Linked DNA regions of Homo sapiens: region 1 is linked to region 2. Evidence: chromatin loops called from intact Hi-C (ENCODE). Cell type or tissue: OCI-LY7. All regions are shown on one strand. Links, peaks and the distances in the headings refer to the core of each region. The heading gives the core; the rest is flanking DNA.

Region 1 (4,394 bases), core at 187-4,186, 210 kb after region 2:
GAGGGTGTGTAGAGTGTCCAGTGCCTGCCTGTGCTTAGTAAGCACTCAATCAATAAACACTATTATTATTATAATTAATCTAAGAAGGAGCCCGTAAACCTGAGAGGAGAGTGTCATTGCAATGAGCTTGATTGAAGCAAGATTTGTGAAGGATGTGGCATTTAAAAGGTTGAGATAAGAGTTCATGGGGAGATGAGGGAAGGGCCATCTGAGGGAAAAGGAAGGATAAAAAATCCAATGGACACTGAGATCGGGCACACCAGTGGGCGGGACCCATAGGCTAATGTCCTCCTGCAGAAATGCAGTTTGGGTTTGTTTTTGCAGGGAGGTTGTTTGTTTGAGTTTTTTTTAAAGATTATCTCATCAAAACCTGAATTTCAGGCTACTGTGAGAAAAAGTAGAAAATCTAACAGCACTGAGCCCACTTTTCCACGTGGCAAACACTGGTCTAAGTCCTTACAGCCCTGCCACATCATCCCAAGATCACAACACCACTTCCCGGGATTCCAGTATATTGCGGTGGTTTTTAAGAGCAAAATAGCAGCATTTTGAGAGCTGCCTGTCATATGAAAAGCGTTCTCACCACACCCTTCCACTGTCTAACCATGCCACAGTATCTTGTTTCTCTTTTGGTTCTCATTTCCTGGTATATGGGAGAGGTTGAGTGGCTTTTGCCAGACATTTGCTTTCTTTCCAGAGCTCCTTCAGCTATGGTCTACAGTCAGAGTTCCATCATGGAGGCATCCTAGATTTTTTTTTTGCCTTTGGGAGGGGAGAAGTGAGGAAGAGACTATATTAAAAATGTAAGAAAGGCTGGGCACGGTGGCTCACACATGTAATCCCACCACTTTGAGAGGCCAAGGCAGGTGGATCACCTGAGGTCGGGAGTTCGAGACCAGCCTGACCAACATGGAGAGAAACCCCATCTCTACTAAAAATACAAAATTAGCCGGGCATGGTGGCACATGCCTGTAATTCCAGCTACTCAGGAGGCTGAGGCAGGAGCATAGCTTGAACTCAGGAAGCGGAGGTTGTGGTGAGCCGAGGTCGCGCCATTGCACTCCAGCCTGGGCAACAGGAGCAAAACTCCGTCTCAAAAAAAAAAAAAAAAAATTTAAAAAATGGTTTCATAGGGATGGGAAAAGAGGGGTCCCAGGCCTAATTCCCAGTCTTTCTCCTAGGGTTGAGCTCCTGCCCTTTTTCCCCTAAGGCCAAACACCTGTCTCTGATGTCTGATTCCTCTTCTCCCAGAATTCTTCATTTTGGCCAAGACCTTCTTCCCCAGTCAAATTCCCAGAGACTCATATCTGGAGGACAGAAAGGCACGACCTTAGCTCTTCCTCAGAATGAGGAATAGAAAACAGTGGGGGGCCAGCTCACTTTTTAATAAGACACTAGTATTTCAGCATTCTATGAAGTCAACACCCAAGGAATGTCCCTGTCATCTGTTCTCACCTTGCAATTGCTGGTCCTGTTGTCTTCCCCAGCCCTCTCCACACCTCACTTCACCAGCCAAGCCATTGTTGGCTCCTAAGCATTTCAGTTCCTGATGGAGGAGTAAGACAGGTAGTCAGGTAAAGCTGGAGTGAGGACAAATGGGACTGGGGTGGCGGAATCCCTGGCAGAAAGTCAAGGACGTGAACATACAAGGAAAAATAGGCCACAGCCAGAGCACTGAAGGCCACAAATGTGAACCCCTAGCTAGGATATGTCATTTTATGCCAGGCAAAATCAGGACAACAAAGGGTTCTCAAGCATAGGTGCGACCCAACCAACCCTTCACCAGCCAGGAACATTTTCTGGTGTTAATGCCATCTTAGAAAATGCTGTGAAAAGCTCCTTGCACTGAGCTAGTTTCTCATCCCCTGATGTTTACACCTCTCAAAGGTGCATGGAGCCCCACAATGTGTCACTCTCTGATTTGTCACCTGGAGAACACAGCGCAGACATGTTTGGCTGCTTTAATATTTCTCTATAAATCAATCCTCTTTCCCCTTAATCATGTGGGTTGTTCTTCTCTGAACTTGCTCCAATTTGTCTACATCTTGCTGGGACTGAGTTGTCTAAAAGTGAACACACCCTTCAAATGCGGGAACTCTCCCTGCAGCCCCTGGCAGCTCCTGGCGACTCACTTCACCGCCCGGAGAATTCCGTGCAGGGCTCCAGCGGTGAGCAGAGTTGGAAACGGCCCATCCCCAGTTTCCAAAGAGGCCGTGTCTTTCTGTTCCTGAGCGGGCCCGTTTGTTATTTTTAGTGTCTGATTGTCAGGCTGCGGCATTAGAAAGTCTGTGGTCGCATTACATATTCCAGAAAGTCACATTGCTGGTGATGTGCGGCTGTATCGATGGATGAGTAATTGCTCGCTGTCAGGCCCACCCGGTGAAGCTGTGTCCTCCCAAGTTGTGAAAGGGGGATAGTGCGAGAGCCGCACCTGCCGCGGCCCCACCTGTCTGCGCTTGGCCGATGCCAGCACCTGCAGCCTTTCGTACCAGCGCCCTCTGCTGGTCGGACGCCCCACTTCTGGGCGCTCAGGGAGCAGAAGGGGCCTGGCCTCACCCGACAGCCCCCTGGCTCTAGGCAAGTGAGATATTATTATTCCCATTTTAAAGACCAGATAACTGAGCCCCAAAGAAGCGAATATGTGGCTCACAAGCAGAAAGGGATAACAGATGGAAGAACAACAATAATCAGAACAGCAACGCCAGTGAACCGTTGCACATCACTTAATTTGCCAGGGGCTGCAAACCCACAGACAAATAATGGCAGAAAGTGCAGAGAGCCAGGCGCAATATAAGGAGTGGATGGGGACCATGGCAGATCCCTGGTGCTCAGTCTAGAGGAGGCAAAAGCGGTAAAGCTCTGCCACGCAACCACACAGGGCCAGTAACGTCAGAACTTCTCAGAAGGCATCTATCCTTAAGTGTGAAATTTCTCTGATTTTGAAACAATTCATGGGCCAAACAAAATATGGCTAAGGGCTACATTTGATCCACTGCCCCTGCTTGTAACCCCTGGTTTACACAGAGTTATCTGACTTACTATCTCATTTAAGTTTCACATAATCCTGTGATATCATTACTGGTTTTATCCTCACCTTTGCAAACAAAAAAACTAAGGTTGAAGGAAGTTATGCAAATCTAATTTATGTTAGAAAGGAGAGTCAGACCTAGGCTTTCACATCCCAAAGCATAGATTCTCCTCCCTGAACAATACAGACAAGTATTTTACTTTGGGAGAAAGGAGACTGGCTAGCCCAACACCCTCCTTTTTAAGAGTGAGAAAGCCGAGGCTCCTTTGAAGGAGCCGCAAATGGCAGGCTGCACTTTACAAACAGTCTCAAGTCTGGTTCTTTCAAGTCATGATGTTGTCCTTTATTCTGCACTAAATTTGTTTTCTAAAGACTACGCCTATAGGCTGAGGGCCTCTCACCTGTGATTAGAACATTTGCTTTGAGTAGCTTTCAAGGAACAGAGCTGTGTGTGTGCTGCACCAACCACATGGTCTCAGCTGGCACCTATTATAATTCAAATTGAGAGATGGGAAACATTGAGATGCATTAAGCAAGATCAAACTTTACAACAGTTGGCACAGGGGCAAATGAATTCGGCTTGCCGACTTATTTGTTCGGCCCACACAAACCACTAAATAAATAGATAATCGTAATAATAATGTACACAGCATTGCCAAAATTTGTCAATCAGGTGATTTCGCATAAAAATTCAATTTCTCATATTCTTTTGCAAAATCCAAACATCTACCGCATTGGTTCTATATTCGCAGATGACGAGATTAGCTGGAGCTATGTTGTTGCCACCTCTTTCCAGCAGGGCATTCACTCAGCAACTCTCCCCAATACCTACCTCTTTCTATTGTCTCCCTGAGGCCAAACATCACTAGCCATTTATCATTGTGTTTGGGTCTTTCTTTTCATAAAGAAAATGAGTTGTCTCCTATAGTAATGTCTCTCAAAAGTGAGAAAACAGACTGAGAATTCGAGAAAAATAAGAGAGAGCATCTTTCTTTACAGTGATGAAGATATTCTAAAATATTCATATTTATTGAACAATTTAGTGTTACTTTCCTTGTCTCTGGTCAGCACCTGAGTTTTCTACACCATTTTGGAGACTTTCTAATACAGTCTAGTATCTGTTAGTCTAGTAATATGAACTACCTAATACAGACTTAATCAGTGCAGTTTAATGAATCAGCTGATTCAAAACAAGATTGGGCAAAATGAGAACCACAGCTTGCTAAGCCCCCAGCTGCACTGTGGGTAGCCATTTCCAACAAGAAAACAGTTAGGTAAAAGAAGCTTTTACTGTGTCTCCCCCTTGGAGGCCTTTTCTCAGTATTTCCATAGAAAGCCAATTTCTCATTTCTCCATTGGCCCAAGA
Region 2 (4,394 bases), core at 267-4,266:
TGCTCAAATGGTTGAGATGCTGTATACCCCAACCATGTGAAATAATAACACCATCTAGCTTTCACTGAGTGCCTACTGTGTGCCAAGCCACATACTCAGTGGTTAACCAACCCCACTAAGAGAGAAGAAGATGGTGACGATGATGATGGTAATGAAAACAACAGCTAATATTTATTGAGTAATGTTGTTTGTGCCTGGTGTTATGCTAAACACTTATGATGTCCAAATAGTTCATCTTCGCAGACGTCCAATGAGTCTTTTTCTGTCTCACTCACCATTATAGACATTTCAGAGAAGGTTCAAGTAAGTATCAGATATATGTTTCAAGCAGGGGTTGACAAACTGTGACCTGTGAGCTAAACGCCACCTGTTTTTGTATGACCTATGGGTTAGAATGGTTTTTACATTTTTTAATGATTGGGAGGAAATGTGAAAATTAGTTTTCTTAGGTTATATAAGTACCTATATAATATCTTAAATTTTGTCTCTTGGCCTGCAAAGCTCAAATTTACTATTTGGTCCTTTATTGGAAAAGTTTGCTGGCTTCTGCCCTAGTGTATTTTTTTCCAACTTGTTGTATGTGTAGGACAGTCATATGAGTGATTGTTTTAGGTGGTAGAAGCATGAATTTTTAAAATAATTATGGTTTCATTTGCTGTGTAATAGAAGGGGAAAGTAAAACTAATATATTAAAACTGATTTCATGGATGTTACTGCTCAATCCAATGTAAAGAAAAAAATGAATCTTTTTGAAATCAATTTTTAAAAAATAATAATACAGGCAGTATGGAGATAAAACAGAAATCATGCAAGTTATAGAAATGGGATAAACACTGTTATAGGATCAGAAAGTGGGATGAATAGGGAAAAGTCAAAATAATGGAAACAATTTCACCTGGATGAGAAAGATAGGAGATGAGATGACGGAAGCTTTTTGCATTTTTAATATTCTGTGATTCTCAGTTTCTTAGAACCCTTGTTTTTCAGGACTTTTTGATCTCTTGAGGTCTCTTCCAGCGCTCTGATTCCATGAAAAGTTTCCTCGGGAGATACTGACACAAGCTGGGGGATGTCCAGGGTTCGTTATAGCTCAAGGCACAGTCTTCCTGTGTTTTTCCTTCTGCTGACTTAGAAAGACAGATGAGCAAACCTCAGATGGATTCAGAGGTTTGGTGGGGAAATCTGAGAGGCTCTCTAGTTCAGCCAGGAGTGGAAGAGGGGGACAGCCATCTGATAATGACTGTTGCTATTTTAAGACACAGATAGCAGAGATGAGGAGTAGCGTGATGAAAACTCACATTAAAACAACCAAGAGAGGCACAACAGGAACTCTATGAACCCCAGAGAGACCCGGTCTGGGTTTACAATGACAATGTTGTGTGTGCGTTCATGTGCGTGTGTGTGTGTGTGTGTGTGTGTGTGTGTGTGTGTGTGTGTGTGTGTGTTTGGGAGGGGGTGCTGATATTTTTTTAAATGCAGATGGTTTTGTTCTCTGTAGTTGAAGCTTCAGTTCAGCAGCTCTGAGACAAACAGGAAAGCCTGTGTTATTCTCTACAGGAACACATCAAAGGTAGTTTCTGGCAACAGTCAAAATGTATATCAAGGAAGGAGAAAGGATTCATGACCTGTTTGAACAACTAGTGTTAAAAACACATTCGAGAAGAAATAATGCTAGGTAGAGGATGAAAGGAAAATAGGAGAAAGGAAGACCCCTTGCTTCACTCAGACCTAAAGATGATTGTTTCTCACCATTGCTAGCTTTTTCAAGAATAAGGAAGCGAAAAAATCACCTGTCTCATTTATCATCTGACAGGGGAGCTAAACTCTGCTGGATGAAACTTTTTCTTTTGCCCCAGACTAAATAAAGCCCCACCTCGTCTTCTGTTTCATTTTGAAAGAAAAGAGGTAAAACATGCACAACTAAAACACTTGTTTAAAAGTGTGTGACATTTCAGGAAGGTTTAACGTTACGTATGTCTTCCCTATTGAGTTTCATAAACAGAGTATCATTGTTTGATAGTGGCATAGCTGTGGTTTTGAGAAGGCTTGTCTAGAACGGAGTTCCTGAGCTGCTTGGATGATATTTCACTGCTTTGATGGAGAACGGACTAAAGAACATCATTGTGACCTTTTTATCAAGGCTTAAAGGAAGTATAAAAAGAAAACGGAAGTTGTCAACACTCACCAGGCTCTATTGTGAGGCACACAACCAACCCAGGGAGGAAAATCTAAGGTTGCTTTTGTCACCTTAACTCACATCACTTCATTGTAGTACAAGTGAGAGCCGGAACTTATTGGACACTTACTCTGTGCCACACAGGCTTTGGGTGAATTTTTGCATTTTAATTCTCACCCCAGTAAAGAGACATAATGGTATCCATGTTAGAAATGACAAAGAGGCACACAGTGAAGTCAGGTGACTCGGCCAAGCTTCTGCAGCTGCTTAGAGGCCAGGCTGATCTACCTAGCCAGGGGTACCTGACTTCCAAGCCCGTGCTGTCGACCCTTCTGGTTTAACTCTGAGTAAATTTCATACTTTGTGGAGCGTCCATCAGCCAATCACAATCTAAAAATAATACAAAATGAAAGAAACTGTCATACATTATCTTTTTTTCATCTTCCTAACAAATAAGCTGGCATGATTATTCTTTCCATTACCCTGAAAAATAAACCAAGGCTCAAGGAGAGGTCATGGTCTGCCCCAAACCACAGCCTCCATTCTCTGGCTTGAAATCTTATGCTTTTACCCACCTTTTGATGTTACCTCTTAAGTGATGTTGCCAGAATTAGCAATAAAATAAATTTATAAAAAAGAAAATAAATATTTTTATTTATAAAAAATAAATTTATAAAAAAGAACAGGATGCACAGTTAAATTTGAATTTCAGATAATATAAAAGAATGTTTAGTATAAGGATGTCCAGTACAGTATTTGGGACCTACGGGCAAGCTTTAAAGAACATAAGTTTTATCACATTCTCCAGGTACGACGTGTGTATTAATAAATCAATAGAAGTTTATCTGTGAGCAGTTATCTCAGTTTTTTAATTCCTAAGTCTTCATGTTCTGAAGAAATGGCCATCACCTTGCATTCCCAGGGCCTATTGATTATGAGGCTTCATAAACCTTAGGACTTGAGAGAACAGCTGGGATTCCTTCCCAGTTGCTAACCAATGACTTCATAATGTAATGGACAGCTCTAAATTGTGCTTCTACGTTGTAGACATAATAAGAGACACACTAAAGGACAAATACATTATCTAATAAAGCTGCCTCGAGCTTAAGAGATAACAAAATGTCAAAACTAAATTCTTTTTCTAAGCACTTCCAGTATGAAATTTAGTTCACCGTCCAGGTACTGTCCTTCATTGTGGGGAGAAACATCCTGCCTGTCTACCTGGGGTTCTATTTTATTTCATCAGCCTCCTGTTTTTCTCCAGGGATGGTGTGTGTGTGTGTGTGTGTGTGTGTGTGTGTGTGTGTGTGAAATTTTTTCCTAAATATTAAGTCAGTGCACCTTCCTCGCAAGCGCTGGACAGCTCAGGATCTTATTTTGGAAGCTCGAGGTATGAGCAGGCCTGAGAAAATTGTGGCCCTTCTTTTTACTCCTTCCCTCTGTGAACTTTTGAGAAGATTCCTTAGTGATCGGCTTACACGCTTTCAAACTGGCACGCCTGTAATCTGGTAAAATGTGTCAGCCCTATGGAGAAATAAGCCTTCCAGAAGAGTTTCTTCATTGTTGAGGTAATTGTCTCCTCTCTGACAGGCACATTCATCAGTGGCTTAATGGTCAATCACTAGTTGGCAGGCAGAGTGTTTTCATTCTTCCCTATCCACTACATTAGGCATACTTAATCAAAATGTCTCCGGGTAATGGCTGTGAAGAGTTCATGACTGACTGATCCGTTGTCTGTGCTGATAGAAAATTAACAGCTCAGTGCTGGAAAGATGCGAGCCCACAGATAAACAAATTGTACATTAATATTTCATCTTGGGGACCTGGGATGTGCTGTCCATAGCAAAATATTTCCTGGCTGCACAAGCAATTCTTTCTTTCCTTCTCTTTCCTTCTTTTTTTTCTTTTTCTTTTTTTTTTTAATTATTTCTTTCCGTAAGCTGTGCACACTCATACCACATGGACAGTATGCATCCTGTTCTAGAAGCTTCAGTGTCTGTGGAAAGTTCAGGGGAGTTCATATTCGATGCCCTGTTTTCATCACTGCCAAATGAAAGCAGGCGAAACCCTATAGAGGAGTTGTTTTGTTCTTTCTTTTTCTAGTATAATATCTGTGGGCTGACTGTTGCCTGAGCATGGAACACGCACCCACTCCCCCCCTCCAATTAAATACCTGCCCCAACTTTAAACATATTTCATACAGAATATTTAAGGGTTT

The links. Peaks named below come from ENCODE experiments on the same cell type or tissue, not always from the same donor. Only the 100,000 strongest peaks of a DNase experiment are listed, where the experiment ranks them.
Region 1: it touches region 2 in a loop (8-fold over the local background); 2 of 110 quality-filtered maps call a loop at or near these places.

Annotation. Positions count from the first base shown.
Region 1 is chr20:53,214,774-53,219,167 of GRCh38, forward strand. The region is part of intron 1 of TSHZ2 (teashirt zinc finger homeobox 2); the gene reads left to right. Among named protein-coding and RNA genes, the nearest start is that of TSHZ2, 240 kb to the left of the region's middle. In OCI-LY7, for the core only: a CTCF peak has its summit at 2,512 (motif pointing left); a DNase peak (open chromatin) is centred at 2,468; H3K4me3 peaks cover 293 bases.
Region 2 is chr20:52,999,811-53,004,204 of GRCh38, forward strand. All of the region lies in intron 1 of TSHZ2 (teashirt zinc finger homeobox 2), which reads left to right. Among named protein-coding and RNA genes, the nearest start is that of TSHZ2, 30 kb to the left of the region's middle. In OCI-LY7, for the core only: no CTCF peak of the experiment used is centred there; DNase peaks (open chromatin) are centred at 1,451, 1,831, 2,161 and 2,411; H3K4me3 peaks cover 3,506 bases; H3K27ac peaks cover 4,000 bases.